3 separate regions of the Mus musculus genome follow, and regions 1 and 3 are each linked to region 2. Evidence: chromatin loops called from intact Hi-C (ENCODE). Cell type or tissue: left cerebral cortex. All regions are shown on one strand. Links, peaks and the distances in the headings refer to the core of each region. The heading gives the core; the rest is flanking DNA. Region 1 overlaps Gm34992 (a long non-coding RNA gene). Region 2 holds the start of Ackr3 (atypical chemokine receptor 3). Region 3 overlaps Gm34992 (a long non-coding RNA gene).

The links. Hi-C counts contacts between places; a loop is a spot of excess contacts. Peaks named below come from ENCODE experiments on the same cell type or tissue, not always from the same donor. Only the 100,000 strongest peaks of a DNase experiment are listed, where the experiment ranks them.
Region 1: it touches region 2 in a loop (2.6-fold over the local background); 3 of 42 quality-filtered maps call a loop at or near these places.
Region 3: it touches region 2 in a loop (2.8-fold over the local background); 8 of 42 quality-filtered maps call a loop at or near these places.

The regions. Positions count from the first base shown.
Region 1 is chr1:90,341,549-90,351,643 of GRCm38, forward strand. The region is part of intron 1 of Gm34992 (a long non-coding RNA gene); the gene reads left to right. Among named protein-coding and RNA genes, the nearest start is that of Gm34992, 8.9 kb to the left of the region's middle. In left cerebral cortex, for the core only: no CTCF peak of the experiment used is centred there; DNase peaks (open chromatin) are centred at 5,682 and 8,256.
Region 2 is chr1:90,201,690-90,211,784 of GRCm38, forward strand. Ackr3 (atypical chemokine receptor 3) reads left to right here and starts at 2,291. Exons shown (of 2, transcript NM_007722.4): 1 at 2,291-2,398. In left cerebral cortex, for the core only: CTCF peaks have their summits at 2,269 (motif pointing left) and 3,778 (motif pointing right); DNase peaks (open chromatin) are centred at 684, 2,291, 2,802, 3,798 and 2 more places; H3K4me3 peaks cover 3,751 bases; H3K27ac peaks cover 3,718 bases.
Region 3 is chr1:90,356,813-90,366,907 of GRCm38, forward strand. All of the region lies in intron 1 of Gm34992 (a long non-coding RNA gene), which reads left to right. Among named protein-coding and RNA genes, the nearest start is that of Gm34992, 24 kb to the left of the region's middle. In left cerebral cortex, for the core only: no CTCF peak of the experiment used is centred there; DNase peaks (open chromatin) are centred at 5,623, 6,979 and 8,230; H3K27ac peaks cover 255 bases.

The sequences.
Region 1 (10,095 bases), core at 1,424-9,423, 140 kb after region 2:
CACTTTGGATAGATATCACAACATGCCTACTCTGGGCAGAACCAACTCCCACTGAGGTGTGCTTTGGGCTGCCAGGACCAAAAGAGGTGTTGTGTACTATCTGTCCCATTTCACATACAGTTGGAATTTATCTTCATTTCCATTTTGGCAGAACCACTGAGCAGTTCTCTCACTTGGCCACAGTTGACTGGACACAAGCAAAAGGGGGGCTCTTGTCCCTTCCAGGGGTTAGCAACCCCATCATTTACTATCCTCTGTTTGCTTTGCCTTACTGTGGACTCTCTAGACAGGCAAGATCCAGAATAGGCTAGAAAACTCAGCCAATCCAACAAAATGCCCAAGACCTCCCTCTACAGACGATACAGATACGATGATTGACACACTCCTAGGGCCTGCCTGGCCCTGTCTTGTATCCTTAGAAACATGTTCCCTGGGCTCTGGAGACTGGTACAAGGCCTGCTGCTGCATCAGTAAATGTGAAGTGTGATGTGGGCTCTTTAGTCAACACCTGGATCATGGACTATGTATAGTACTACTTAACTCAAAACCCCAGGGAAAGGAATTCTGGGTATAGGCAGATACAAGGCTTTCCCACTCTGCTGCTATGTTATCTCCCTGGACCTACCAAAACAGGCAGAGACTGTAGTCCCTGAGACCCTTCCTTCCTGATCTCTAGGCCTATAGCATACATACCATAGGTCCAATGCCTCTTCTGACCCAAACCCAGGGCTTGGGTGAAGCTCTCCCAGGGTAGCTTCCATGCTCAGAGTGCAGATGATCTGTGGTCTGCTTGTCTTGGGGATGCCACTGCAGTTCACAGGAAGCCTTGTTGTGCTCTCCTAGTTTTTCTCAGATGTCATCTAGGGAGTCCCAGCTCTCTGAACCAGTGAGTTGGCTCTGTAAGCCCCCCTCCAGGCTAGGGGCAGAGGCCTGTTTACTTTGGATCTGATGAGTAAATCAAGTGGAACGAAGTCAAAAGCTCCATGAAGTCAGCACACATGACATCTGTCACTTCCCCTTAACCCATCAGGCTGCAGGAAAGGACATTGAATTAATTAGAAGGCTCTTTAAAATGCTTGCCAGCAGTGACTATGCCTTCTCTCTCCTAGGTACTGGCAATTAAAACTGATGTCTTTTTATGTTACTGTTCATTCTAGAAGAGTCAGGGTTGGGTGGTCACAAGTCTAGGTAACTTTTTTTTTTCTCTTTAAAGATGAACATTATGGCTTCTAGTATTTGGTATACTTATCAAAATCAAACTTCTGTGTGTATGCACATGTGCCTTTGTGTGCATGGTACTCATGTCTATGCATATATAGAGGCCTAGGCTTGACTTCGGGTATCTTCCTGACCTGGAATTTATATGGGTGCTGAGCATCTGAATTCTGACCCTTTTATGCAGCAACCACTTTACCCATTGAGCCATCTTCTAGCTCCTTGAACCTTGCCTCCTTTTGAATGCATCCACTGCAGATATCTGGAGCTATGGCCAACATTAGGTTTAGCCCCATCAGCGATGTTAAGCTTTCTGTAATGAAAAGCTAAGGTATCAATCCCGGAAGTGATCCTCTGGGGCTCTGTGATTTGCCAGTTTAATTAAATGGCACGTTGGTGTCTGTTGGCCTACTCAGTCTGCCATACCTGAGGAGGAGTGACTATATAACCCAAGGAAGCTACTGACAGCCTGAACTCTTATCTCAGGCAGTCCTTTGTGTAACTCTGCTTACTGCCCCCTTGGGCTTCACCACTCTTGATATCAGGAAAGAACGGTTTCCCATAGTTGTGACACTGAGGCAGCTGCATCTGCTGAAATTCTGTTCTTGTTCTGTTCCATTGTGTATTTTCACTGAGTAGGAGCAGTGTACAGTCACACCAAACACACATAAAACGATTTTGTAGGTCAGACACCCAGGGTGCTTCCCAGAATTGAAAGCAATATGGCTACTCATTGGCTCTCCATGCTGTGGACCCAATGCCTCCAGTTCCCTGATACATGGACCTTTTCCTCTTCAAGCCAACAGTTCCCTTCAAATCCTCCTGATGTTTCCACTCTCACTTTCTCTTCTTCCAACAGTCAAGGAAAGACTGCTGACAAGGACGCATGTGATGAGAGTCAGGCCCACCCACATAACTGAGGGCGGTGTCCCTACTCTCAGGTCAGCTAATTAGTAACCTTAACCAGCTCTGCAAAGTCCTTGATGTCCTCTAATGTATTCAGAGGAGTAATCCCAGGGAGCAAAGGTTAGGGGTAAGACTTCTGCCCACATTTCCTCTTCCAGAATTGGTGATTAATGCAGGAGAGAAAATCCTCTTAAAATTTTTTTTGTAGCCCTAGCTAGTCAAGTGTTGGGAGATTAATGAGGACATCCATGGTCTCAGTCTTTGAGTCATGATGCCCTCCCGTGCTCTGACTGCCATCTAGAAAGAGGAGGGAAGGCCTCTATGGTCCCAGCACACACTGGAAGTCTGTCATTAATAAGCACCTTTCCTTGTTAGCCTCTGGAGACGCCTTCCCTTCACACTTCCTGAGGAGCCTTGGGTGGACATTATCACAAAGCCTTTGAAGCCTTCTGTAGTCAAGGGGGCAACTCTTTCTCCATGTCAACCCCCATCACAAGTGATGTGTGAAACGGTTCCCTCCAGAGGACTCAGACAAGGTTCTATGAAGGCACCCAACCCTGGGCTCTGGAGATACTTGGTGGTGCTTTGTGAATGGTGATTGACAACCTAAGGACCCTATGTGCTTTTCTGAGCTGCATGAGAGACACAGGGCCCATGCCATGCCCCTTCTCTGGTTAGAGTGGACTTATGGTTCTTGTACTCTGAGATGCAGAAGCCATGGCTAAAGGTGGGTGAGTATTCCTCTGGGAGTGGCCATCTTAGTTGAGCCTCAGCCTGAAATATAAAGCCCACATGAAACAAAGTGATGTCCCTAAGGACCTGTAGGTTTTACTAATGCTTGTATTGGATGATTGCCTTGTGGGGTGATAGTCTGTGTTTGAAAGGTGCTGTAGAGTAACTTGGATGGAACACCATCAGAATAAAGGCACAGGAGAAGCTGGGTGTCTTAGAAGCATAGGAAAACCCACTAGGACTTTTAGGGACAAGTCCAAGATGAAAGTAAAAGACCTGATCAAACACATTTGGGGAACACTGTTGACACCCCAGGTCTGGAGGCTCATGGTACTTCCGCGGGTAAGACCCCAGGCTTTCCTGTGGTGAAGGGTCTGGCTAAAACCCCACCCGTTCCCTGTGCCATTATGCACACAGTGTTTGCTTTGCTCTTGTTTCGGTAACAAGATGAAACAGGCATATTGGTTTCTAACCTGCCTTCTCTACTCAATACAGATCATAAACGTTTTCCCAAGCCATTAACTGGTTTTCTCAGTTTCCGTAATGGCCGTATTAATATTCTTTCATGCTTAGATCATAATTTATGTCCCTAAATCCTATTATAGTCTTTTTCAGGTTAGCTCCCATTTTTAAACCAATAAATAACCCTCTCTAAAACAGCTTACAGCTCAATTTTTGCAGAAATTTCTGATTACATCCATAGGATACGACTCTAGCAGTTGTATTTCTAGGTCAAAAGCTACATGGATTTGGGGCTGGCCATTTTAAATGCATTACCATTGTTGCAGCTTAAGCTTATTCTTTAATTTTAATAGGATTCTAAACAAACAGAAATAAAAATATATAAGAAAACCAAAAAAAAGGAAGTGCCTGTGAGCCAGCAGAGAGGGCACTGCAGGGAACTCTCCCATTCCTGTTTCTTGAGCACAGGTCACTCTCTAGCACAGCCACTGACAGCCATTTGCAGCAGGAAAGTGAACAGCTCACCATTCTTGAGGTCTTAGACTCTGTTTTGCCAATTGTCTGCAAATTGTTTCTTCTTTAAAAAAAAAAGTGTGTGTGTGTGTGTGTGTGTGTGTGTGTGTGTGTGTGTCCAGAAGAGGGCATTGACTCTTCTAGATCTGAAACAGACAGTTGTAAGCCAGCCAACGTGGGTGCTGGGAGCCAAACTGTGGTCATCTGCAAGAGCAGCAAGTACTGTTAACTGCTCAACCATCTCTCTCTTGTGCCCAAAATTCTTCTTTATATCAAAATGTTTGAGCCAAGATCATGGCTTGCACTAAGCTGTCTTGTCTGTCTGTCTCTACTCTACAGCAGTTTCCTAGACTTTCGTGAACTGGGTACTTCTGGAGTCCACAGGCTGCTCATTCTGGAACAGGGCCTCTAGCTGGGAGTGTCTGATGCTTCTCCACAGACTCATGTGCCAAGTCTGGTAGGAGCATCCCAGGTCTAATGCTCTGTAGTCCTCACTGGATCCCAGCAGTGGCCACTGGTTTTCTGTTGTCCCATCCCTGGAGATGCTGATGCTGACAGTGTGGCTAAGTGCAATCCTCTAACCTTCTCTGCATGGTCTGCTTTCCCCACTATCACCAATAAGTAGCTTGTGAGGAGATGCATGCAGATCCTCTCTCCAAACTAACTTTCTGGTTTTCTGGTCCATCATTTTTTGGGGTTGGGGTGAATTAATTCTACCGTATCCCACAGGTAGGTGTAAGGATTTTCTGATACTCACATGTCTTAGTTGTCAATCAGATCTGATAAAAATAGTTCTTTGTGCATTAATTTTTGTTTTATTCAATTGGGTATAATTCATGATATCAGTGTTGATTTGGGGCTGGGGAAGCTCCTTCCATGTGGCTGCTGTGTCCTTGTCTAATCTTCATCTGTAGGTATGTGCTTCTTCACTCTATCCCATCGAGCTGTCCAGGCTCCCAGCCCTGGAGCTGTCATTACTCCAAAGGGTCCCCCTCCTCTCAGTAGAGAGCAGAGGCTGCCACCTGGGTGCTCTGCTGGTCACCGCCATGTGTGCTGGTGCCCTTGTGATTTTTTTTTGGTTTGTTTTTATTGTTGTTGTTTTGTTTTGTGTGTCCCTCTCCTCCCAGACCCTCCGAGACCACAGGACTCACTGCAACTGCTTCCCATGTTCTCATTAGCATATCCATTTGTTTTATTTCATATATGAAGCTGTCTCTGGACTCTTCACATGCTTTCTGGCTCCAGCTGTGACATCCAAGCCACCTGGTGCTCCCGGTACCCCCTTCTCTGTCCACGTGCTGCCTTGGCTGGGACTCTATCTGACTCAGCCCTGCCCTATGACTGTGGTGCCAAGGTTTACAGAAAGAAGGGAGACATGGAAAAGGAAAGGGAGGAAAGAAGGAAAGGCAAAGGAAGAAAAGATGGGAGAGGAAGAGGAGGAGGGAGAAAGGGAAAGGAGAAGGGAGAAGAAGGAAAGAATAGAGGAGGGGAAGGAGAGGGAGAAGAAAGGAGAGGGTGGGGAGGGGCAGGCAAGAAGGAAGGAGGAAATGAGGGGGTTAAGAAGGAATGGAGGAAGGATAGGAAAGAGGGAGATGGGAAGGAAAGAAGGAAGGACAAAAGAGGGATGCAGAGAGAGAATAGGTGTTTCCTGTGCTAACGAGGGTCATCCTTTGCACCAAAAGGGAAAGCATGTTTTGCTGGTTGGCATTTCCAGTGCTTTTCTTGACTGATTATGCATCGGGCAGGAAGCAGGGAAGGCACTTATCTGAAACATCACATGAATGCAAGTTGAAAGAAAAAAAAAACTGTGAAGTTGAGAGCGAGAAAAGCAGCATCCCAAACTCTCTTTCCATCCGGAGAATCTGCCCACATCTCACACCTAAGGCAGAAGCTGGAGACCAACCAGCAGTACCCACGTCTCACACCTATGGCTGAAGCCTGACCTGGGTTCACATCTCACTCTTAAATAATGTGTGGGTTGCACTGAGGGAGATGATATAGGACTGACACGTTTTTATTACAATATCTTAAGGATCTGTGCATCTATTCTGGGGTGGGGGTGCAATTGATTCAGCAGCAGAATTCCATCACATAAAGATCAAGTTTGAGGCCAAGGTGCAAAGCTACACCACACATCTTAATGGCAGAAAGTCTTTTGGTAGAGCTGAAGATATAATTTTTTCTGAGGCTTACAGTAAGTTGTAGATAGAAAAATACCTTCCTTGTGTGACATGAGCTGCACGAGTGAAGAGCCACATAGTGATTTGTCTGTAAAATCAGGGCCATATCTACATGCAAACTTCATGGAGACAATGAATCTTGTTATGAAATCTTTTAAGACTCAATATAAAGTCCAAAACAAAGTATTAAGCAAGTGAAGTCAGATATAGACCACATGTTTATGAGGAAGAATTCAGAAGGAAATCAAACAAGTCTATATAATCTAATTACTATAAAAACTAATATTCTATACTAACAAAAATTACAGTTTGGTTCAAAGTACTGAGGGGACATCTCAGTCTGTAAAGTGTGTTTAAGCACTCAACACACTTAAGCACTTAAGTGTGTTTAAGTGTGTGAAGACCTGAGTTGACACCCCAGAACCCATATAATAGGCCAGATATGGTAGCATGCATTTGTAATCTCAGCACTAAAGAGGCAGGTGGGCCCCTGGGCTCAATGGCTAGATAGCCTAGCCTTCTTTGAAAGCCCCAGGCCAGTGAGAGACCACACACACACACACACACACACACACACACACACACACACACAGGTTAATGACTCTTTAGGAACAATGATACTCAAGGCTGTCTTCTGTTACATGTACATATAAACACATATGTGTGGATAATCTCTTGTACACTATGTAAAGAGTGTCTTTGTGTTATACAAATGTTGATTTCTGTACTTGCAGAGATTTGAGTATAGACAGGACTGTGGTATTGTTATTTTTATGAAGCATCAACTGTCTGCTTTGTAAATGCCTTCTCTATCACTTCCTGATTGCGTCAATAAAGAGCTGAATGAGCTATAGCAATGCAGAAGTGGATAGGTGGAACTTCCAGGCAGAGACTGGAACTCTGGCAAAGAGAGAGAAGTGGGAGATTTGCCAGCCAGACACAGAGGAAGAAACAGGTGCCAGGATTGAGGGAGAGGTAACTAATGAGTTATGTGGAAGAACTTAAGATTAGAACAATCAGGTTGATTATTTTATATGAGATAGTTGGGAAATACCCTATGATAAGGCCTGTGACATTATTTGGGCAGCTGGCAGTCAGAGACAATTCTGTGGGTACTTATACACACTATAAACTGCTTATGAGCATTGCTAAATTATGGAAAACAAGGAAAAGATCAAGGATGAGCTGGGGTAGCAATTTAGACTCCCAATGTAGAGACAGAATGAGAGATGTCGTGCTGTCACAATCCTTCCCAATGTTCAGTCTACACTTTGGTGGCTGGAGTTCTTTGACTGGTAGGAGCATCCCAATTCTAATGCTCTGTGGTCCTCACTGGATCCTAGCAGTAGCTCTCTGTTGTCCCTTCCAGACTGAGCAATTGTCTTCCAGTTCCCCAGGCCCCACATGCATACATTTGAGAGACCTTCACCCTAGTTTTTTTAATAGTCAGTTTTATTGTATAGGCTTTTCATGTAGTAAAATTTACCTTTCTGTCGTACAGTTTGACAAGCCTTGACAACCCCCACAGTTGAATGGCTGCCTGCACTGTGAATGCTTAGAACACTCAAGTTCCCTCCAACTCATTCCCTCATACCTCGCTCCCAGTCTCTGAAACTGTTACTTGGCTTTCTGGATGTGATGCAGTCTTCTCATTCACTCCCCAGGTGAGGGAGATGTGAATTGTTTTCAGTTCTTAACAATTAGAAACAAAGCTGGTATCAGCAGTGTGTATAGGTTTTCATAAGTAGATAGCTTTTCATTTCTCTTGAGTTAATGTTGAGTGTTGTGGTCCCATGTCAAGGGATGCCTCTGTATTCCACCCTTTATTCTCTCTCTCTCTCTCTCTCTCTCTCTCTCTCTCTCCAGACTTAGCTCTTCATACTGATGCTACTCATTGCTTTTGTCCCTTTCCACTGGTCTCCTGACTTTTACAAAATATGGATACTTCCCGTGATTCTTAATCTTGTTACTCATAGCTTCATTTACACAACAAGAAGTCTTCACTCCAGGCACAGGACATTCTGCTGAGCTGAGAAAAGGGGAACTTTCTACTTAATGATACTTCCATATCCTGCAGATTATAGATCGATATTGAGAACTCTCAAGTATATCCTCTAAAGCTTAGGAGTATGAATGTGAGAAGCACGGAAGCCCTAATTCAAATTCGAAGGAGAGAGGGGTGGAGTTTATGCACATGTCTCTCAGCTTGCAGAAGAGAGAGACGGGCCAGTTCCTGCTGCGTGTGGATACTGTGCCTGAGAACAGATGGCCACATTCAGAGCTTAATGTTGTAATGACAGGCCAGAAATAATGCAAACCAGAGATTCCTACAGAGGATTGAGGGGAAACGTAGAAAGGGGAAAAAAGAGGTGTGAATGAAGAGATTTCAAGTCTTTAGCAGCATGGTAGACCATATGGGATAGTCTTTGTTCTATTTTAAAGTATTTTCATGTATTCTATTGGAATTTGTTCATGCATTGTTATCTTAATAATATTTTAAAGTACGGATTTAATGGAGAGTTGAATGGCTGGTACAATCTGTGCTTGAGGCCACATTGCATGCATAGTGTTAGATGTATTCCTATCCAGATTACTGGACAGGGTTAAGGGCAGACTCCAGGCTTATATGCTAGCTTTAGAGGGGATAGAAATCTCTTCTGAGTGAGGAACACAGTTTTGGAACCACATAGCCAGAGTGGTGGTGAGGACATTCAGGGAATGTTGCTCTTAACAGTTCCTTTTCTGAGAAGACATGAGTTGGTGATTAATGGAGAAGAGTCTGGTTGACCAGATGGCAAGTTGATGTCAAAGGCAACAATAATTTAATCATGAGCTCAAAATACCTTAGCCTGCCACTGTTCTAATCAAACTGAATCCCCAGAGCCTAAAGACAAGTGAGGGACTTGAGTCTCTATTTGCATAAGTTGGAATCATAAGGGTTAAGTTATATGTTTGAAGGGCAGACTCCATGGTCCACTAGAGATCACCTCTCCTTATGGTCCTGGTAGTGAGATGCTGCCCATTGCCCCCAAAGATACTTGATGTCTTTCTTCTGCTCCGTGTTCATAGCAACAGGGCTCTCAGCCTTTCTGATTGGTGTATGTACTATTGTACAAGCCTGGGAGTGAACCTAGCTTCACCTCTGTGCTCCTGTGCCTCTCTTCTCTCCCCAAGTGAGTCCTGAACACACTCCAAAGAAATGCATGTTGTTAGCACAAAGAAATTGTGGCGTCCTCTCTTCCACATTTACCCTAACCAAGGCTTCCATTGGAGACAAGGAGGGGGAAGCTGGTTTATCTTCAGAAGATTACATGTTTTCAACCCAAGAGAACCTTTTCCCCTGCTTTGCATAATGTTCTGGCTATTTGTAGCATTAGAATATTTAAATTTTAAGAAAAAATGAGAGTAGTGAACCTACCTGCATTTTAAAAGATATATATATATATATATATATATATATATATATATATATATATATATATATATACACGTGTGTGTGTGTGTGTGTGTGTGTGTGTGTGTGCATGTATGTCTGTGCAACACATGTGTGAAGTCCTCAGGGAAACCAGAGGAAGGTGTCACATCCCTTGGAACTGGAATTATGCACCTTTGTGAGACCATGTGCTAGGAACAGAACCCAGTTCATCTAAGTGACTTGACTCCTAGAAGTGATCACTCACTTTGCTCACAGTGGGATGAAGGAATTTGAATCTCAGGTAGTTGAATCTCATTAAAAATATTATTTCATTTTAATGTGTGTGCACATGCATGTATGCATATATGTTTGTGTGTGTGTGTGTGTGTGTGTGTGTCTGATATCATGTGTGTCAATACCACAAGACAACTTGTAACTTTTTTTTCCACCTTGTAGGGCCTGTGATGGGATGTCAGAGTTGGCAGCTAGCATCTGTCCCCCCCGAACCTTCTCACTAGCCTTACTCTGACAGGATGTAAGCGAGATAAACTTATTATGTGGATTTTCCACACAGGAAAAGAAATAAGAAATAGCATATGCATCTCATTTGCTAGATATCTGTGGCCAGATCAGCTGATTTTATGCATCAAAATAGTTCAGACTCCACGAACT
Region 2 (10,095 bases), core at 598-8,597:
GGAGGTAATGGCATGCTAACACAAGAACGGATTCCAGAGGGAACTGTTGCTGAATGGGCTTCAGACCCTAGGTGTATATGGAAGGGGGTGGAGCTGACTGGGAGATACCCAGAGGCCTGTAGCACCCGAAGAGCTGAGCTCCAGGCAGCTGGGTCAGTGTACTGAATCTGTCATCTGTGTGGGTCACCAGGTGGGCTCTTGGCCAAAGGATGGAGGCATTAAATAGGACCTCATGCTGTGTCTCAGCCCAATAGGCTTAACCTTACCAAGTCAATCTTTTCTGGAGCTGGGGAACATCAATGCCTTCTTAGAAAACACTACATGCTCACCCTTGATTCATTCTCTCTCTCTCTCTCTCTCTCTCTCTCTCTCAGGGTGGGTGTGTACTTTTTTACTTTTTAAAAAATTACTTTGCATCTTCTTTCTTAGCAAGTAAGTGCATGGTCTCATCAATATGGCTCTGCTGTAGCAAGCGCATTTCCCCCTGGGAAGTCCAGTTCTCTGAGGTCCGCCTTGGTCCATGTGTCGCGGTGAGAAGCAGAGCCGGCCCCTGTTGTGGACATCCTGGGATGGCCGCACGAGGGCAGGTCTCTGCTTTGCTCCCAGGCAGTGCTGGGCTCTGGACAAAGGCAGTCAAGAACCTTCCCTGCAGAGGATTTGGCCCCGGGCCTGGGCGTGCTGCGATGCGCAGGCGCTTTGGCATCCCAAACTGGGGCGGATTGCTAATAGTGCCTCGTCTTCAGTGAATGAAAGCTAGAAGGCCTGGGGTAGTACGGCCCAGCTGGGTCCGGAGGCCCCAGACCCTTTTCTGACCCTGAGGCCTCAGAGGTCCCTGCCTGATGCTATAGGACACTCCCTGTTCTTACAGACCCTCCCTGTTGACTCAGACCTCCCTCCCCTTGGGGCCACAGACCAGTCTTTGTGGCTGTAGGACCGCCCACCTCTAGCTAGACCCAGATCCACCCTTGAGACCACAGACCACATCTCCGGGCCACAGACTCCGCCCACAGGCCTCAGGGCCTCTCCCTTGCATTGAGGTCACAGACTCCCCAGGAGGCCGTATGACCCCCCACCAGATCTCACACTACTCCTTGCAGACACACACCCCTCCCACAGCCCGGAAAGCAGGTGTGCTCCTCAGGAGCTCACTGAGCAGGATCTGCCCCGCCAGGAGTAAAGTGCAAGGCTGTTTAAACAAACCACTTCTTTTGTTAAGGTTTTTCCCTAGACCGAAGCTCTCTAGCCTACGTGAGACTCTGATCCCCAAGTTCTCGGGTTCCTGTGTTCAGCAGTCACTCTCCGGAGACTTAGAAAATAGACTCGGCAAGTGTTGGTGAAGGCAGATTTTGCGTACAGCCCGCGCCTCAACTGTGGGTGCTGTAACTGCCTTTCAGAGGCCCAGGGGGGCATGAGAGCAGAGTGACCACCAGCCCTTTGGAGGGTGGGGGGCACTTGGGGAGGCGTTACAGTGGCGCGGCTTTAAAAGTAAAGATTGGGTCATTTTGTGCTTGAGTTTTACTAAATGGGGAATTGCAAGAGACACATTTAAAAAACAAAACAGGGAATCTTAGCAATGTGCATCGCGATTAGAATGTAGATTTTGATAAAGATGAGGACTGCGATAAAAGTTGGCTAAGCTCACAATGACGACTCTACCTCACCTGCGACAAGGCCTTTTCAGTGACTGGCACTGCTCGACTCCGTGGAACACGGTCTTAATAGGGCCTTAAGGACTTTGTGTAAGAGTTCCAGCAGAATCTGGATCCAACCTAAAGGCACTTTCCCTCACTTCTGGGTGATGGCGGTACAGGGTCGATTAATCGTCCCCTTTCCAAAATGTGACTTCTGTCCAGGAGGCATCGACAAAGAAAGAGCAAGCTTGACAAACCAACATCGAAGTTCAGAAGTTCAGAGTAATTTGTCTTGGGAACAAAGTCTTCCCTGAAGCTACAGGCATTCAAAGGAACTCCCGGTGCTCATGGGATTATTAAAAGCTATACCTGAGACTGGATCAATATTCTATCATTTTGGAACGTCCTAGGACTTCTTTTGGTTTTTCTTCTGCTGACATTTCCCCCAATAGGATCTAGCCTTTGCAAAGGGAGGGATCTGAGGGCTCCCAAGAATGTGTTTGTGCAGGAAACAACAACCTAGAGAGGGTTACAGGAGGGCGTGTGCGCCTGTACAAGCCTGCATGCCTGCGCGCTGTGGTGGGAGAGGAGGGGCGGGAGGAGAGCCGAGGGTTGCAAAACTGCCACCTAGAGGCACTTTCCCGCAGTGTATATAAAAGGCAAGTCCGGAGCCCTGAGAGATCTCAGTTGCTACAAACTGCTCAGCACTGAAGGAGCCTGCAGCGCTCACCGTCAGGAAGGCAAACCACAGCCCAGGAAGCCCTGAGGTAAGTAAGAAAGCCTTGCTTCTGCGACAGCTTTGCCGAGCAACTACGGCAAGGGGCAGGACTCCTGTTCTTACGAGAACTGGGCTTTTTCTGAGAACTCTTGGATCCCTGAGCTGGGGGCTTTAGAGCCTGCAGGTCCGGATTGGAAAGCTCAAAGCACGCTGCATGCCTGCATTGCAAGCTACTGCTCCTGATTTGGGGGATCTGAGTTCAGTCATTTGTGGAGGGAAACCTCTGTGTATGTTTGTTTGCTACTGGACTCTGATTTGTTTCTGTGAGTACTTAAGTTCCAGGAAGCAGGGAAACTTTGCAGAGAATGTGGGATGCCCCATTGAGGTTGCCCAAAGCCAGCTTAGGGGTGAGCTTGGCATCACTGTTTGCCCACTCCTACTTCTGGTTATCAGATTGGCTGTAAAAACCACAAGCGCACTTCCAGAAAGGCATGTGATATGCCCAGAGGCATCCTTCAGCGGACCAGACAACTGGGCTGAGCATTCTGAGTCTAGGATGAGTTTAAACTCCGTGCTCTGGGGGGTGGGGATGGATTAATTCACAGCTCCTGAATTCTGGAAGTTGTAAATTGAATGTTAGCTCCTCTTCATCTTATCTCTTCATGGCACCCCTGCTAATCTAATTTTGAGTATTTATTGTTCTCCTAGAAAGTGTTGTCCAACTTCAATTGGGACAAAAAAAAAAAAAAGCAGACACTAAGAAATCTAGTATTTGAATTTAAATCTACTCTCCAAGTGAACTGTGAGTGTTGCTGACTTTTGTTAGGGTGCATAAAGGTTCACTGGGTGGCTGGGAGTGAGGGAGACTCTGAGGTCAGGGGATCCTGGTCAGCCAAGACTCCTGGCTGCTAGCTACTAGGAAAATGAGGCACTGTGAAAGGCAGACTGGCTGTCTCTTCCCCTTTCTCTCTCTGTCTCTCCATTCATTTGCTCACAAACAGATTAATTAATTGTTTCGATGTGAGGTAGGATCAAGCATCTTTTTAAAGGTGTCTTGGGTTAGTGGCATCCCTGAGACCCCAGTCTGTGCTGTGGCCAGTATGGAAACTTTGTTTTTCTTTGAAGGAGCAGATGCTGGCTTTGTGGTCTTTATTTAGTTCAGGAGAATGTGGAGCTCAATGGATAGGACCAGAAAGGAGGGATGGGGGTGGTTCTGTTTTTTTGTGCCTGGCTCGTTGCAGATTGTAAATGGATAAAGCCCCCAAGTCCCCGTCTTTCTCCCATCTGAATAGAAGCCTGCCCCAAATGAAATGAAAACCCTGTTTCGATCGGGAGCTGTGCACAGGCTCCAGCTTGGAAACATTTTGCTCTAATTTCCCCCAGTCTGAGCGGTGAACACTTTGTGCTGCTCTCTGCTGAGCTCAGCTGCTGCCTCCAGGAGGCAGCAGGGGCTGGAAGGATCTGTCTGGGAGCAGAGGTGTAAAAGCTGGGGAAGTCCGACTGCTTGCTAGCTGCCTGTTGGGTTCCTCCAGTTTGTTTTTAAAGGGGCATGCACAGTGCAATCACACACATATATTTTAAAGTTCCAGAAAGCTACACGGCTGCATGCTTGTGCTTAACTGAGTCAGGGCTTTGGAGGGGAGTTTATCCAGTATTATTAGCAAACCCTTAGGGAGCTAAGAAAGTATTATGATTTCTAATCAGACCCAGAGCTGGCCAAGGGTAGGCTTTCTAAATGGGATAAAAAAAATGGAAGAAGAAGAAGAAAGAAAGACCATGAAACACCCTGGTTAGTCAGAACAGTGGCTTTTTGTGTGAGGATTTGAGGCAGAGTGCTCTAATTTTCAAATCTACACAGGGAAGTTGGTTGCAGTTACTCAGAGCTGAGTCTGAAGGGCCACTCCTTTATAAACTTTTAGAGTCACGGAGGAGGGGGAAAGGGCCCCAACAACTTTAGAACTTTTACTTTTCTGAGATCTTGTAGCAAACAGAATGGAATTTGGGCCCCCAAAGGCATTTGTACTTTTCAGCTAAGCAACCAGGGATTCTTAAGGACAATCAGGTATTAAAATGTTTCTTGTCGCCTGTTAGGCTGGGTGCATGCCTGTGATTCCAGAACTCCAGAGGCTGAGGCAGGAAGATTGCTATGAGTTTGAGACCAGCTTGGGTTATGTTGCCTACACATTATGTCTCAGAATAAAATAAACAATAAACAAACATAAAGTCTGGTAATTGAAATCTATGTGCTTAGATAAAATTGATAGACAAGTAGTAATGACTGTTTTCAAACTCCCCAGGCACTGGGGCACCTCTCTGCTGTTACAATGGAAGCAAACAGCCTAAAGAAAGAAGCAAGTGGGACCAGGTGTCGGGCAAGGATATTTTCTGCAGGGATTAGCCTTCTGATGCCTTCCTTGTTAAAAATCCACTCACTTAGAATTGTTTGAAGAGAGATGGTTAGCCTACACTCCCTCAAACTTCACTTTAAAAAAAAAAATTGTTTCTTATAAACACATCCCAGAGACTGTAGAATTTTATGGTGACAATTTTGCAGAGAACAAGGAGGTTGGCTGTGGGCAGTGTTTTGTTCTCCCAGCCCACGGCTGGGAGATATGGAGACTGTCTCAGGTGGCCTTGAGCCACTCCAGGTGGAGCCCTGGGCAGCTTGGGAAAGCTGCGTTTGAAGGCTGTGTCTGCTAAATAGCTGGCGTCTTTTTCTGTCATCTCTGCCAGCCTGAAGGTTGGTATATAAGAAGAGCCTAAGCTTTCTTAGTGTGGCTTGGGAACCTGAACCTCCTATTGTCTTGCCCAGGTCCTAAACTGGTGGGAATGCAGACTCTGGCTCTATCCTGCCAGCTGGCAGCCTTTGTATGTACAGGAACATCTAGATCTCTCTGCTAGATGCAGCTCTGCTCCCTTGGGCTGAGCACAATGGCTCTGATCCGGTTTCTGGATGGGACATTCATTCTATCTGTGAGTGCTCCCATGGTAGTAGAAGGCTGTCTCATGTGTTGGTGGGAAATTCAGCCAAGAACCCTGGGGATAGGTGGCCTGTATCAGAATCAGGGTGTGGATTTTTCTCTCCGTATTTATTATTTCTTTGAGTTCCTGAATAATTCAAAGCAGTTCCTTACTTACATGAACTGAGGTCACTCAGGGCCACAATGAATGTGTGGTCAGGACAGCATTGTTTCTCATTGGCTCAGTACTGGGGGATAGACAAGAGTCCCTTTCTGCACTCAAGACTAGGATTTGCCTGGGTGGGTGTCACGCTGGTTGGGTGTGTGTTTCAAGTAGACTTAAGTAGGGGGGTCGATTAATGGGCAACATTGCAGCCGTCATCTCTCTGATGGACAGTGGCCTCACGGTTCTGCAAAGGTGACAGTCAGACTCTCCTGCTTCAGTGAAAGGCTCTCTGTAGACTGTCCCAGCCAAATGAAAACACTGTGCCTGTAACACAGGACCCAAGTGGAAGCTGTTGAGCACAGCTCCTACTGGCTGGAGCATGGACAAGCTACAGCCCGTTAGTTACTAATGTGTGCATCCCTCGTGGCTTATCAGCTGCCCTGAACTGTTTTCAAAGGTGTAGATAGGGAAGACAGGCTGGATAAATACCTACCTCCAGACTTGAGTCCACAGAGAATTTCTCCAGGAAGTTCTCTGTGGGACACAGGCCACACTTTGCAGAAAAGTAAACTTTTCTGGAAAAAAAAAAAAAAAAAGAGTAAACTGTAAAGGAAGTTTTCTTGTTTCCTAGTAGGTTCTAAGTCCCTGGGGCTGGGATCACATTGTCTTATGTGGCTTCTGTCCAGGCAGCAAGCCTATTTATAGGGCATCTGGGTCAGGCCTTCTCAACTGTGTGGCACTTCTGTCTTTAAACCTTCTCTGTCCCAAAGCCATGGCGTTTCCTTAAACCTGCCCTGGCATAGACAGGCTAAGGCCAGATCTCCTTGCCCACAGGTCAAGGCCCACCTCTGCTCTCTTCTCTCCTTCATGGAGACAGTGACTTGCCTCTCATCGATGCTCTATGATGTCCCTGGCTTGCCTCCATTCTCCTGAAGGCTCCCCACCTTACTACTGAAGGATGTACCCATGCCCAGGAGAGCAGTAAGCTTTTGTGCCTCCTGGATAGCCTTGTTTGGATGGTGGGTGTTTGGGGGAGGTGGATATGGCTTGACAGCTTCACGTGTCCCAGAGCAGTGCCTTCAAGAGGAGATCAACTGATGTCAGCTGGGAAAGGGTTGCAGCTGAGTCTCTCTGGATAACCAGTGCACCTCAGGCTGCTGGCCTCCCGGGAGCACGACTGACTGAGCGCTTTTTCAGGTCACTTTGCTCCACTGGTTGAACAAAGGTGAATGAGACCCAGTAGGGAGGAAGTGTAGAGGTAGCAATGAGGAGAGCTTTGTGATGCATTGGGATGTGAAGCCTGTGGAAGGGAGGGGTGAGGCAGAGGCAGGCTGAGAAGGCTCTTCTCTTCTCCGATGGGGATGTGGCGAACACATTGAGGCAATTTGGTGAACCTTATCCAGGCACCTGAACACACTTGGCAGTCCCTCGGAGGATCTATCTGGGGATAAGGACATATGGATTGCAGCCCAAACCACCACCCCATGGAGACTCTAAATTTGGATGCTTCTAATTCTGGTGCTGTCCCAGCATGCTAGGGAGCTTAGGCGAGCCAGTTGAAAACAGCTGGATACCGCAGGCAGCTGGGTGTTATCCAGGACATTTTATGAAGAGTAGCGAACCTTAGAAGCGAGAGTCAGATCTTTGAGGAAGGATCTTCCTCTTCGCTGTTGGTCCTGGGAGGCGTGTGGCTGTGGACCCATGGCAGAACTGGACAGATGGGAGTGCTGTCTGTGTGCAGATAATTGACAAAGTCATTGACAGACAAGAGTGAATGAGCTCGGTAGGAGTCGGCCTCTGGAGGAGGCTTTCGGTTTTGGTGAAGTCTGTGGCCCAGAAAAACAGAGCAGGAACCTTTGATGTGCAGTGGCTCATTCCCTCCCCTGTTAAAATTTACATAATTTTGATGTAAGCTTTGCAATAATTTGGGCGTTTCTGGAGGAAGGCGAGGCTGCCTCTGTGATTGCCTTCTATTTACTTTCCCTGCCCAAAGCCTTACCCTCATTGTGGGTCTTTGTGTCTTTCTATGCATGTATTTGCATATAAAACACTCATAATTTTGCCTTTTCTCCCACATCAATGGGATTGTGCTGAGGGCAGCACATCTGCTTCTTAGCCTTCTGCTCAGCAGCACACATTCATTTACTCCCCTTGTTCTTAAACCTCTCTCTCTCTCCATCCCCGCCCCCTCTCTGCTCACAGCTGTGTTGTATTCCACACATTAGATGTGCTTGCTCGTCTGCTATTGTTGGATATTTATGCTGCCCACGGTTTTTGCTGGTAAACAAATGTCACTTCAGTAGATACCTAGAATGCATGGTTGAGACCACGTGGGCATCTCAAGAAGAAGTTTGTAAACTTGTAAAACCATAGAATAAAGCCATCATTCTAAGGCTCCCTAACTCCCTGCAGTTCTTATCCAGGTGTGGTTCCCAGGAAGCATCTGAAATGGGTCTCATCCATGCCTTCCTAGGGCTGGACTTTTGAGTGTTCAAAGATGAGGCCACATGCAGAGGACACCCCACAAATCACTCTTCACCTCTGGCCTAAAGACATCAGGGAAGGAACCAGGCTTGATTGCAGCCCTGAGTGACTGGGCAGGATGGGGAAACCTTTTTCTGGTCTCCTTGGTTGTCAGTCCTCCGTGTGGCCAGCATAAACAGCAAGAGATGGCCAAGAGACATTAACTTTGGACTCAAGGAGCAGGTTTGTATGAAATATAACTTGTTCCTCATGAACTTCCTGGGAACCCCTCTGTCTGCTGGAGGGAGGCCAGGTCTCCATGCAGGGCTCTCTGGGAGGTCGGCAGAGTCTCCCTTTTCCCCAATTGGCCTTCACTTTCAGATTTCTCTGAGAGCTTTGTCCAGGACTGGAGTCCAAGGATCATGGGCAGATGTCCCTCAGTTTGCTGTGTCATGATTCTGTTTCTGTCAAGAAGGCTGAAGGTCATTTGCTGAGGGATAAGCAAGAAATGGAGGAGGGCTATTGGCTTCATCAAGGGGCAGACATCACTGGTGTTAAGAGGGCATACTCCTGATGTCTTGCATAGGTGCTGTGACTGCAGACCACACCCAGGTGACACACAGTTTCTGTTGTCCCCAAGAAGATGGATTGTCCTGTCATTGGCTCTTTTCTGAAATCATTCTTATTTGCTTCTAAAACCTAATGCAGGAAAGATGTCCAAGTGATGAAGGTCAGGCTGAGGTGGCCCTTTGATATCTTCGTTTTTGTTTTCTTTAGTCACTTGTTTGAAGCACAAAGGGTCTGGTTGCTGCCTTCTGCCTGGTCTCCAGGAGCCTTCTGTGGCAGGGAGGGAACATCCAATCAGGCAGCAGTGGTCAGGATGAGGTTCTCTGCCCCTGGACTGTGCACTGCCCACTGAAGGTGACTGGTTGTCACAGTGCCACGAGGAGTCACCAGCTTAAGCCCTGTCCTTCAGAATGGGACGATAACAGCTCCGTCCCTGTCTGAGACTTTCCACAGTGCCAAGGGACCTCAGAAGTAGGGACAAACAGGAGGCTGGCGATCTGTACCTGCCCCCGAAATACCACTGTGATTCTGGGACCCAATGGTCATGAGACCAAGGTTCTTTTCCCAATGGTAAAAAAACAAAGGGCTGGATGGGGATCCCCAAGCCCCTGCTACCATCCACTGCTGTTCTGGAACCTGAGAGAAGCTGAGATTGGCAGGTGCACATGAGAACGAGAGTTGAATCTGCAGGGACAGTGGAGGGATGCAGAAGGCAGATACCATCTCCATCTGTCCCCTGCACCGCACGGGGCCTTCTTGGACCATTTCCAGGGCTAGGCGTGCCTGGGCACTGAAGGCAATGGAGGGGGTAAGGGGCTGCCTCCTGGTGTGGAGAGAACAGGAAGACAGGTTCAGGACCCAAGGTCAAGCTACCTAGGCTTGGGGCCAGTTCTTTCTTTTGGTTTTCAGCCTCCATGACTGACTACTAAAGCCATAGTCTGGACCAGTAGCTCAAGGACAGGCTCACACCACTGCCAGTCAAGCATCCTCCGGTCCCTAGGTCCCCATTGTAGTCCTTCCTTTATATAGTGTGGGCCTGGGAAGGTCTTTTTTCCAACCTCTGATGTTCTCTAGAGACTCTGGGTCAGGGTAGACTGAGAGGTCTGTTCAAACCAAGTCTCCTGTAGTTCAGGCTAGACTTCTTAGGTAGCTGAGGATGACCTTGAACTCTCGATCTTTCTGCGTCCACTTCCTGAGTGCTGGGTTTATAGATGTGTGTCACCCTGTGTCTTATTTTAATGTAATAGAATAAGAGGAAAAAAGGATCTTTGCCCTGGAGTCGTGCAGGACAGAATTCTTGCCTTGGTTCCTTCCCAGTCATAAGTTCAGAGTGGAAAGTCAGTGCCTGTGTGTGTGTGTGTGTGTGGTATGTGTGTCTCTATGTGTGTGTGTATGTATGTGTCTGTCTCTCTCTGTGTATGTCTATTTGTGTGAGTGGTGTGTGTGTGTGGTGTGTGTGTCTCTGTGTGTGTGTCTCTGTGTGTGTCTGTGTATTTGTGTGTGTGTGTGTGTGTATTGTGTGTGTGTCTGTGTGTGTATTGTGTGTGTGTGTTTGTGTGTGTATTGTGTGTCTGTGTGTATTGTGTGGGT
Region 3 (10,095 bases), core at 947-8,946, 160 kb after region 2:
AAAATCACAGCTGATCACCACTAACAGTCAGATGCAGGGTTCTTCCTCTTCCTAGAGTAGCTTAGAACTGGAATGTTGCTTGAAGCTGAATGTGTGTGCAAGTTGCCTGGGCAGCAGGTGAAAATCCATGCTTTGAGGTCAGCGTGGGTCTGAGTGTCAGGGGATGCTGGTGCTGTCAGGAGATGCTGGTGCTGTCAGGAGATGCTGGTGCTGTCAGGAGATGCTGGTACTGTCAGGAGGTGCTGGTGCTGCCAGGAGATGCTGGTGCTTCTGGTTTGGGAATTTTGAGGGGTACAAAGTTCCAACACGGGTTTTTCCAAATAAGAGAAGATTTTTGGCTCCCCCAAAACCCGTTTTCTCATCTAGAAAATGAGAATAACACCTTCCTGTCCTGTAGAGATTTGATGTAAACAAGTGCTACCTTGTACCTGATAATCTGGCACACAGCACAGGTTTGGTAAATTGTGCTGACACTTAAAATGATATTATTATCTGGATCTCAAGGACTCTATGTGGGCAGCTTTTCTTTTGCTTGCCTTCAGTCAGCATCACACGGTGAGCATTTTCTCCCTGTGCTCATGTCTCTGGCAACACTGTTTCATACCTGTGCTTTAATGGGCAGTACTGTGGAGGACATAAATTACTTGAGCATTTAAGACATGGAAATAATGGCTTTCTTGTTTTTCTCATAACCCAATAAAACCATGTTGACAAAAGTAGCTATTTTTATGAGAGTTCTAGGCTCTTTAAAAAGTGTATTGCACTTTCCTCTTCTGGAAAAACAAGTCACAGGCATTTTTAGAGAGAACAGCTGTAGCAACTTATATGCTCTCAGGCAAGGGTTTCTTTTTTCTGTTTGAAGTTTAGAGGGTTCTTGGAATCCAATGAGCTCTCAACAGCAATTATAGAAACAGTTATATTGGCACCTCAAAAAAAAATCCCCAAACCAACCAAACAAACAAAACAATTATAACTCTAAATTAGAGAATTTTAGACAAAGGGCACATTTCATGTCTATTCCCAGTGATGGAGAAAATAGCCACAGAGAAGAAGCTGCGGAGCCGAGGAATGTTGACATAGTCAGGAAAGATTGCAAACATCCTAGCATCCTCTTACAATTTCATGTTTTCAGTGTCACAGCCAGGAACTCTTTTCTTAGGCATGTGTGCATGTGTGCATGTGTCCATGTATGTGTGTGTATGTGTGTGTGTGTGTGTGTGTGTATGGTATGTGGTGTGTGGTGTATGTGTATACATGTCTTTGGTATATGGTATGTGTGTGTGTATTGTATACATGTCTGTGGTATGTGGTGTGTGTATATGTGTGTGTGCGTGTAATGTGTGTGATATGTAGTATGTATGATGTGTGACAGTGGTATATATGTGTGTGTGTATTGTGTGTGTGGTGGTATGTATGTGTTTGCATGTCTGTTCTGTGGTCTTGTATGTATTGTTTGTGTGTGATATATACTGTGTGTATATGTGTGTGTATGTGTGCATGTGTGGTGTGTGTGATATGTAGTATATATGGAATGAATGTGGCATGTGTATGTGTGTATGTATTGTGTGTAGTGGTGGTGGTGGTGGTGGTGTGTGTGTGTGGTATGTAGTGTGTGTTGTGTGTGTGCGCATGTCTGTGGTATGTATGTGTGTGGAGTGTGTGCATATGCATGTCTGTGGTATGTGGTGTGTGTATGTGTGTGTGATGTGGTATGTATTATGTGTGTATGTGATATATAGTGTGTGTGTGTGTATGTATGTGGTATATAGTGTATATATATATATATGTATATATATATATATATATGTGTGTGTGTGTGGTCTGTGTATGTGTGTGTCTGTTGCATATGTGCCAGTCTACATGCATATGTGTTGTCTGTGGAGGCCCAAGGTCATCATGAGTTGACATCATCCTCCAAAGTCACTCACTTTGTTGGGACAGTGTCTCTCACTGGCTTGTGCTCACTGAGGCTAGGGTGTCTGGCTGGTGAACCCCGAGTATCCTCCTGCCTATGCTTCCCTAGCCCGGGCATAATAGATGCACACCACCATATCTATATCTGCATGGACTTTCTTCTTGTTTTGTTTTTGTTTTGAATATAAGTTCTAGGCATTAAACTCAGGTCCTCGTTCTTCTGTGGCAAAACCAAGCTGTCTCCCAAGTTCCCTTTCCAGACATTTGGTGGAACTTAAGTTAACTTTCTAAGAATGACACTGCCCTTGGGTTCTTCTCTGCACACTCTAAGGTCCACCCCACCACCACCCCCCACAGGCTCACAGAAGTCTTCTGGGGACAGGACTATGTATACTCAAGTTCTGGGAGAGTCCCAGCAGGCTCCAGCTGGGCAGAGTGTCTGCTAAGGTCAGCCACACTGCATGCACCTAGGACAAAACGGTTGCCATGAGCCTGCTATAAATGCCTCTCTCTGGTTGGGGAGGTTAGGTAATTCATAAAGAATGAGTTACTTGGCTAAGGGTTGGTTCTGAAGGCCAGGAAGTCCGTGACAGTCATCTGCTGAGGCCTCTGCTGTAGTCAAGGTATAAAGAACATGAGAGAGAGAGAGAGAGAGAGAGAGAGAGAGAGAGAGAGAGAGAGAGAGAGAGAGAGAGAGAGAATGAGTAGTCCATGAGTGACTTAATCCATTCTTGGCTGTCTTACTTTCTTGCTGGATTAAAATAGCCTGACTAAAGCAAGCAACTTAAGGATAGGTTTCTCCTGGAGAAATAAAAACAGAGGGAATTAGAAACAGCTCGAGACATTACATCCCCTGAATGCTGACACTCAGCCTCCTTTCTCCCTTTTTTTATTCAGTGTAGGACTCAGGCCTAGGGAATGGTGCCCCCCATTGTTAAGCTAGGTCATCCCACTTCAATTAACCTAATCAACATAACTCCTCACAGACATGCGCAGAGACTAAATAATCCCCCACGGATGTGCTTGGAGACTTGCCTCCTAGGGGATTTCAGATCTTGTTAAGATGACAATCAACCATCACCATCCTGGTCTAGTCAACGCTAAAACCAACCACTGGGTCCTACCCCTTATTCTCCCACAGCAGGGATGCAGTTTCAACCTAAGTTGGGTGTCTAACAGCTAGAGCTGTTTCCATCACTTCAGTCTTCACCTATGGCCACTTCAGAGCCATGTTTTGGAGCTTAAGCCACATCTTTGGTTTCTTCTTGAGAACCAGCCGCAGCCTTGAGTTCTATACATTTCTCTCTGCCTGCAAGGGGAATCTGGGAGAAGCTAGGTCTTCTGGTCAGGCCTTCTGCTTCAGCAGGCCCAGGACTTATAGTCTGACACCCTGTCTTTTTAATCAGTAATCATGTTTATCCTTGGGGAAGTTGCCAGGACAAATATTATTTCATTAGTTTTAACATCTGTTCACATGAAATCTGATATTCAAATTCTCCCCAGCCATGTTCTCCAATAGATACTGTAATGAATGTGCCCCTGGGACGCTCACACCCAGTGTCTGAAGCCAGCCCACAATGTTGTCACCTTCAGAGTATGTACTCCTTTCTCCTTGGGTTTTCGAAGTAACATGTGCTTGCTTTAACCACTTCAGACAACCGAGATAAACCTGGAAATGAAGATTTTTTTGCTTCCTCCTTGATTGGGACCCTTTAGGTATGGTATTCTAGAAGGGTCTCTGCTCCCAACAGTCTTTGATAGCTTGCCAAGCTTGCAGATATTTCAACATCACTTTTCCTTTAGAAAATGTGTTTGAATGTGTTCTTGGCAAACCAGATGCTGCTTTTTGCATCTGAGGGTGAATAGGTCAAGACAGAGGGATTTAAGCTGAGGGACCCACGCTCTGGAATACCCTTAGATAGGGGGCCTCTCAGAGACATTCCTGGCCATCAGTGGTCTCTAGGTTTCCTCCCAACACTAAAACCATCAGAGGGTGGCTGGGAGCAGCAACAGTCATTTCACACAGTCTATCAAGAGGCCTTGATAGGTGGTTGGCAGGTACTACAGTTCTGCTGTTAACTGCTTTATTAGTCATCTGGTCAACCCACGGGTGTTGGTTCTGAGAAAAAGCCTAATAATCGTCCTCCTAGTAATTGCCTCTAATAATCGAGATCTCCTGAGACATCTCAGCGAGGTATATCACAGGTGGAAAAGAGCTGGTCACAAACACACAGGGATATTGCATTCTCACATCTGTGTGCTGGCCTGCAGTCACAGAAATCATAAAAGAAAAAGCTCAAAGATTCTCACAGAGCTGTTACCCTACTCAGCTAGCTAATGAGTTGAGTGACATACTGCCAGCTGTGGAGGATGCTGGGTCATGGTTTTTAATGTGAATCTTCTGTGTGTTGAGCACAAACACAAACCCCTTGCTGCCCTCTCTCCTCTCCTTCCCACCGTCAGTCTTCATAGACAGCCAGTAATATCATGTCTACTTTCATGTTAATATACATGTTCTTATGTATCTGCATAAAATCTAGGACCTACATGTGAGAGGTAACATAATTTTCATTTTTTTTTTCTGAGACTGACTTAATTCATTTAGTGTGATTGTCTCAGATAATATTGGTTTCCACATTTTCCTTAGCCAAGAGACCAAGTTTCCTTTGTTATTAGACACCTAGGTTGGGCCTATAACTCAGCTCCTGCAAGGACTGCTGTGGTAAACACTGATAAACAAGGATCTCTGTGATATCCTGACGTGTGGTCTTCTGGATAAATACCAGGAGCAGTGTAGATGGATCACATGGAGGAGCCACAGCTAGTATTTGAGAACCTTCCACACTTGACGTCCACAGTGGTCTGGTGTACATGTGAGGTTTTAGCCTATGGTTCTCTCTGTACATCAGACCTCAGGAATACTCCTCTTTCTGAGGACTACTATGTCATCTCAATGGGCTCACATCTGCTGCTCCCTAAGAATACTTTTCTGTTGACCTTGAGGTCTGTGCCATGAGAGCAGGTGACAGGGCAAAGGGAAGATGCTGGACAGTGTCTTTACACGTCTTTGATGAAATGCACACTATATCAAACATATCATAAACATTTTTGAGAATTTCTTACTTTTTATATAACATATTGTGATCATAGCTCTTCCTTTGTTGACATACCACCTCCTTAAAATGACTCCTGCTCCTCCCTCCCTCTCTCTCTCTCTCTCTCTCTCTCTCTCTCTCTCTCTCTCTTTCTCTCTCTGTGTCTGTCTGTCTCTCTGTGTGTGCATCTCTCTCTGTCTCTCTGTCTTTGTCTCTGTCTCTCTTTCTCACTCATTGAGTGACAGAGCTCTCTTACTTAGTGAAGCATCTTTTAGTTGTGAGCAGTCATTAAAGCAGAGGGTTATAACTCACCAAGTTTTGAGACTAGAGGCTGCCAAGTGATCTGCCTTGGGTGGCACATCTCTATCACCCACTCTGAGGCCCAGGGAATATCAAGGAGGGGCTTGAAAGACTGTGAGAGCTGGAGATTGGGAGGAGCATTCCAGAGTGCTGTGCTCTGGATATAACGTGGGCTTTGCAGTCATCATGACTGTTTTCAAGGGTATGTTTCAACAGCATCCATCTCTAGACTTTCTAATCTTCCCAAACTGAAATTCTGTCCCCATTACATGATGAGAGTGTGCCTTTGCTCCTGGAAACTTCCAGTCTACTTTCTATTTCTGTGAACTTGGCAACTCTAGGAAACTTGCATAAGTGGGATTATAATGCTATTTGAGTTTTACAGCTGGCTTGTTTCACTCAGTATAATGTCCTCAAGGTTTGATTGCATCATAATAGATGAGAACTTCTTCCTTTTCAAGACTGAATAATATTCCACTGGATGCATATACCACATTTTCCATTAATCTACTGATGGACACGTCTATTGCTTTCACATTTAACATTTGCAAACACTCCTGCTGCGACTGTACATATACAATATCTGTATCTTCAAATCCCTCCTTGCACTTCTGAGTCTGTACTCATAAGTGGACTTGCTAGTGAGTCAATCCTCTGTTGAATGCATTGAGTAACTTCCACAGTAACTCTACCAATGGAATTCTTTCCACCTCTCCATCCTTATTAGTCTCTGGTTTCTGTTCATAGCCATTCATGTAGCTGTGAGGTGACATTTCCTGCTTCAGATTCATCATCCCCTAATAACTAGTGGCAAGCATTCCCTCCTGACTAACTTACTGACCAACTATAGAGTTTTAGAGAAATGTCTGTACATACCCTTTGCCCATTTAATCAAGAGGGGGTCATGTCTTTGCTGTTGTTCATCTATAGAAGTGCTTCATGATAGCTAGATATTAAGCTCTCTTCATGTGACTATTCCCCTCTACTGCTGGTGGCCTTTGCACTGTGTTCACTATGGCCTATGGTTTTGCCGCAGGTCATTCTTTTCTTTTCCCTCTTGTTACTTCTCACACATTATTGCCATGCATCTTTTGGTGGTTATCCAAGGACCAGATGAAAGTGGGGAGTACATCATGATGATTCTCCTTCAGCTTCAGTAGGCTGCGACCATACCTGGAAGCTTGCACCCCTGTCCATCACATCTGCTCCCTGCCAACACTGTGTGAGCTGAGGCCTGCATCTCTCTCCCCTGCCCTAGAAGAGAGAGCAGCCTTCTGCTGACACTCCTTCCTTAACTTCAGGCACCATCAGGGTTCAGCCACTACAGGGCCCTGGAGCCCAGTTTTGGAAAGCTGAGTGGGCAAACACCCCCTTGTGCAAACACAGACTTCTGTGACCCCTGCCACATTGGTTGTACATCATTTTCAAACATCTGTGTGCACAGCATGCCCCCACACACTGGAGTATAGACTATCTCCTACTATTTTGCTCTTTAACAATGATGTGGATATTTAACATCGTCTTGGTCATTTAGAATGGGAGAGTTATATGCTCCAATCCATGTATATTATGTTCATGTTTGGGTAAAAGTAGAAGTTTCTGGAGGCTGGTGAGATGGCTCAGTCAGGAAAGGAGCTCCTTTCTCCTCTTCCCCCTACTTGACTGCTTCCCACATACCTTCCCAGAGACTGCCACTTCTAGAAAGCAAGTGTCATTTCTAGAAAATCTCTTGCATCTGATTCCACTCTTGTCACCAATTCCTAGTCCCTTCATTTACCTCAGAGCTACTGACGTGTCTTCTCTTAGAATGGTCAACCTGTCCTCCTGCCTTGACTTCTCTCCCCACCCACATCTGCTGCCATCTTCCTCTCTCTGAGATCCAGGCGAGCAGCTTAGACTCTGCCACTGAGCTGCTCACTGTTCCAGGTGTTTCCCCCACCATTTTCTAGGAAAAACCCAACGCCCTCGCCCTGAGTGACTGTGTCCTCTTATCTAAAACTCAGGGGGGTAAGCACGACCCTCCCCACAATACTACACCAGGCGGGAGAGTCGATTGAGATGACCTGAGAATTTGTGTAAAAAGTCTTAACCAAAATGCAGATGTCTGGGCCTTGGGCCTCCCAGGGCTGTTCCCCTCCCACATCCCCTGCTCAGGTCATGCAGCTCTGCTCAGTTCAGTTTCCTTCCTAAGCTTCCAGAACACTCTGTGGCTAATGTGCAAAAGCAAGTGAGAACACAAAACATCCAGGCAGTGGGGCCCACAGCTGAGATAACTACAGCTGTGCTGGGGTCAGTTCCCAGGTGAGGAGGAGATGCTGGGTGGCTTGGAGGAGAGGCCAGAGAGCAAGCTCCAAACCTACCAGCAAATCCAATTAGCCAGTGAAGCCACAGTCCACTGGCCCTCCCACCTCTGAATCCTCTCCTTGCATGTAGTCATCCTCTGAATTAGTGCTCTTAGAACAGATACATACACCCAGGAGCTGCCCTCTGTTGGACAGGAGACCCTGCTGTCCATTCAGCAGGAGTTGAGGCTTGGAGCTGTTAAGCATGCTGTGTTATGAGGAAGAGATGACGTGGGTTTTCCCACATCTGCTTTCTCCATCCAACCAATTGACTCGGATCTTGCAAAAAATTGTAAGAGAGCCGAGCCATCCCGGGGTTCATGGAGGAATGGGGCTTTTATTAGTTTTTGTGTTAAAACAAACATGAGGTGTAGTGGCTGGCGCAAAAGAAAATGCTCAGTGGAAGGAGCTGTTTATGGGACATCTACATTTCTCTGATTTCACACATCTGCTGTGTTATTTATTCCATCGTTTTTCTGGGGGCCCCAAAGAAATTGTTTTCCAGAATCCATGTGGCTTTAGGATTCTGGGTACTGCTATGTCTTGGTTTAGACAGAATCAATTTAGAGGCTTTCTAAAGCCGCTGTTCAGGAGTTGAAATTGTTCCCAGAGAGAGCTGAAATAGTACAAAGCTTCCAAAAGACCAGTGCACACCCCCTCTGTGGTGGTTTTGAAATGATGTAATTTTAAAACTATTAGGAGGTGTCTGTGAACCATGCCGCCAGCCACGTGGCTACTTCTGTAGGTGTTTGGCCACAGGTATTGATGACAAATATCTTGGTTCTATCATTCTGAGGGTCACATCATCAGAAGTGTGGTTCACACTACAGGCCTAGACAGGGGGACCTATTTCAATACAATGTCCGTCCGTCCACACCTTCACTGGACAAAGTACATCCTAAACCATTATGATGTCCCATGCACAGAGAATGGCAGGAGTTCTTATGATGTCCCATGCACAGAGAATGGCAGGAGTCCTTTGTTGCTATGATTGTCCCTTTACAGATATGCTTATAGACTGTCATCAAGTGTAACAGTTGTAACTACTTGGCAAAAGATACTGTCAAATTTTCTCTGAGAACACAAGCCACAGGTAGGAACTGATGAGAACCCATAGCAGAATAACCGCACTCTCCAGACCGTATCTTCCTCTCTCCACTACTCCCACCTCCCACCATCTCTCCATCTTCTGCTGTGCTCTTTAGAACTTTCCTGAACCCCCTCCTAGTGCCCACTCAGACAGCTTGAACATTAGCCACACAGCAGCCAGAAGATTTTGTCTCTAGGGACCCGTCCCACTGATCCCGGGCAGACATTGGTGTCCATTACATCTTTCCGGGCTCTGCCAGGTCCTCTCCTTTGTTCACTTAGAATATGCCAAAATTCTTTTTACCTCCGGAGTTTGAGACTTGCTGTTTCTTCTCTCTGGATCCTTCCCCCAGGCATCTGCAGGTCTGCTGATGTCGTTACCCCTAAGGAAACCACCAGTGGCTGATTTGAGTTACACATGGTTTTGTCTAATTTTTTTACCCCCTAGTTTCCCTCTCTCTGGCCATATCCTTATGAGAGATGGCACCAGAAATTATGGGCTGTGCGTGCTTGGAGACCAGGTCTAAATTCTGTGATGAGGGCCTAAAACCAGAAGTCATTACCACCTCTTCATGACTGCCTTTTCTACATCACTGACTACTGGAGGACCTAGCCATCTCCCATGTTATAACATTGTTCGAATGGCCCTATGGAGAGGTCATAGGGTGATGAATGGGGATTTTTTTCTGAACAGTTGCATGAGTGAGCTGTCTTGACATCCTCAGTCTCAATTGACTTTAGATAGATGACTGTAACCCCAACCACACGTTCCCTATGCAGTCTGGAAAGAACTTGAGCCGCAGTGTCCTGATGATGAATTCCTGTCCTCCAGAAATGGTGATATAACAAATAAGTTCATTGTTTTAAGGCATAAAGGTCTGAGGTACTTGTTATATAACAACCAACTACAATGACAAGCAATCTTCAAGTCCACAAGCAAAAGGATAGATTATTATGTACACTGATGGTCATAGAGATGCCCATGTCCAGCCAGGACCTCACATCGTGCTATTGGACACACATAATATAGTCTGGTCCCAATGACCATACCCTTGAGATTATGGTCTTTACACAGTCTCCCAGGTAACAGCGGGTCCTGAGTAAGGCACATGTGACTCTGCCTCACTGAACCATCTAGACAACTTCAAGCCAAGCATAGTTCACATCAGTCAATTCATTTCTGTTATTTGGGTGTGATCACTGTTGTATTCTTCTTAAAATTCCATTTCTCTCCTCCTCTTGGTCTGGGATCACTCTCTCACATTTCTCTGGGCATCCTGGGTATAGGTGAATACCATTCTCTATCTCTATGCCTTTTTTTATCTGTGCTTTAGTGGCATGCTCACATTCCTTGC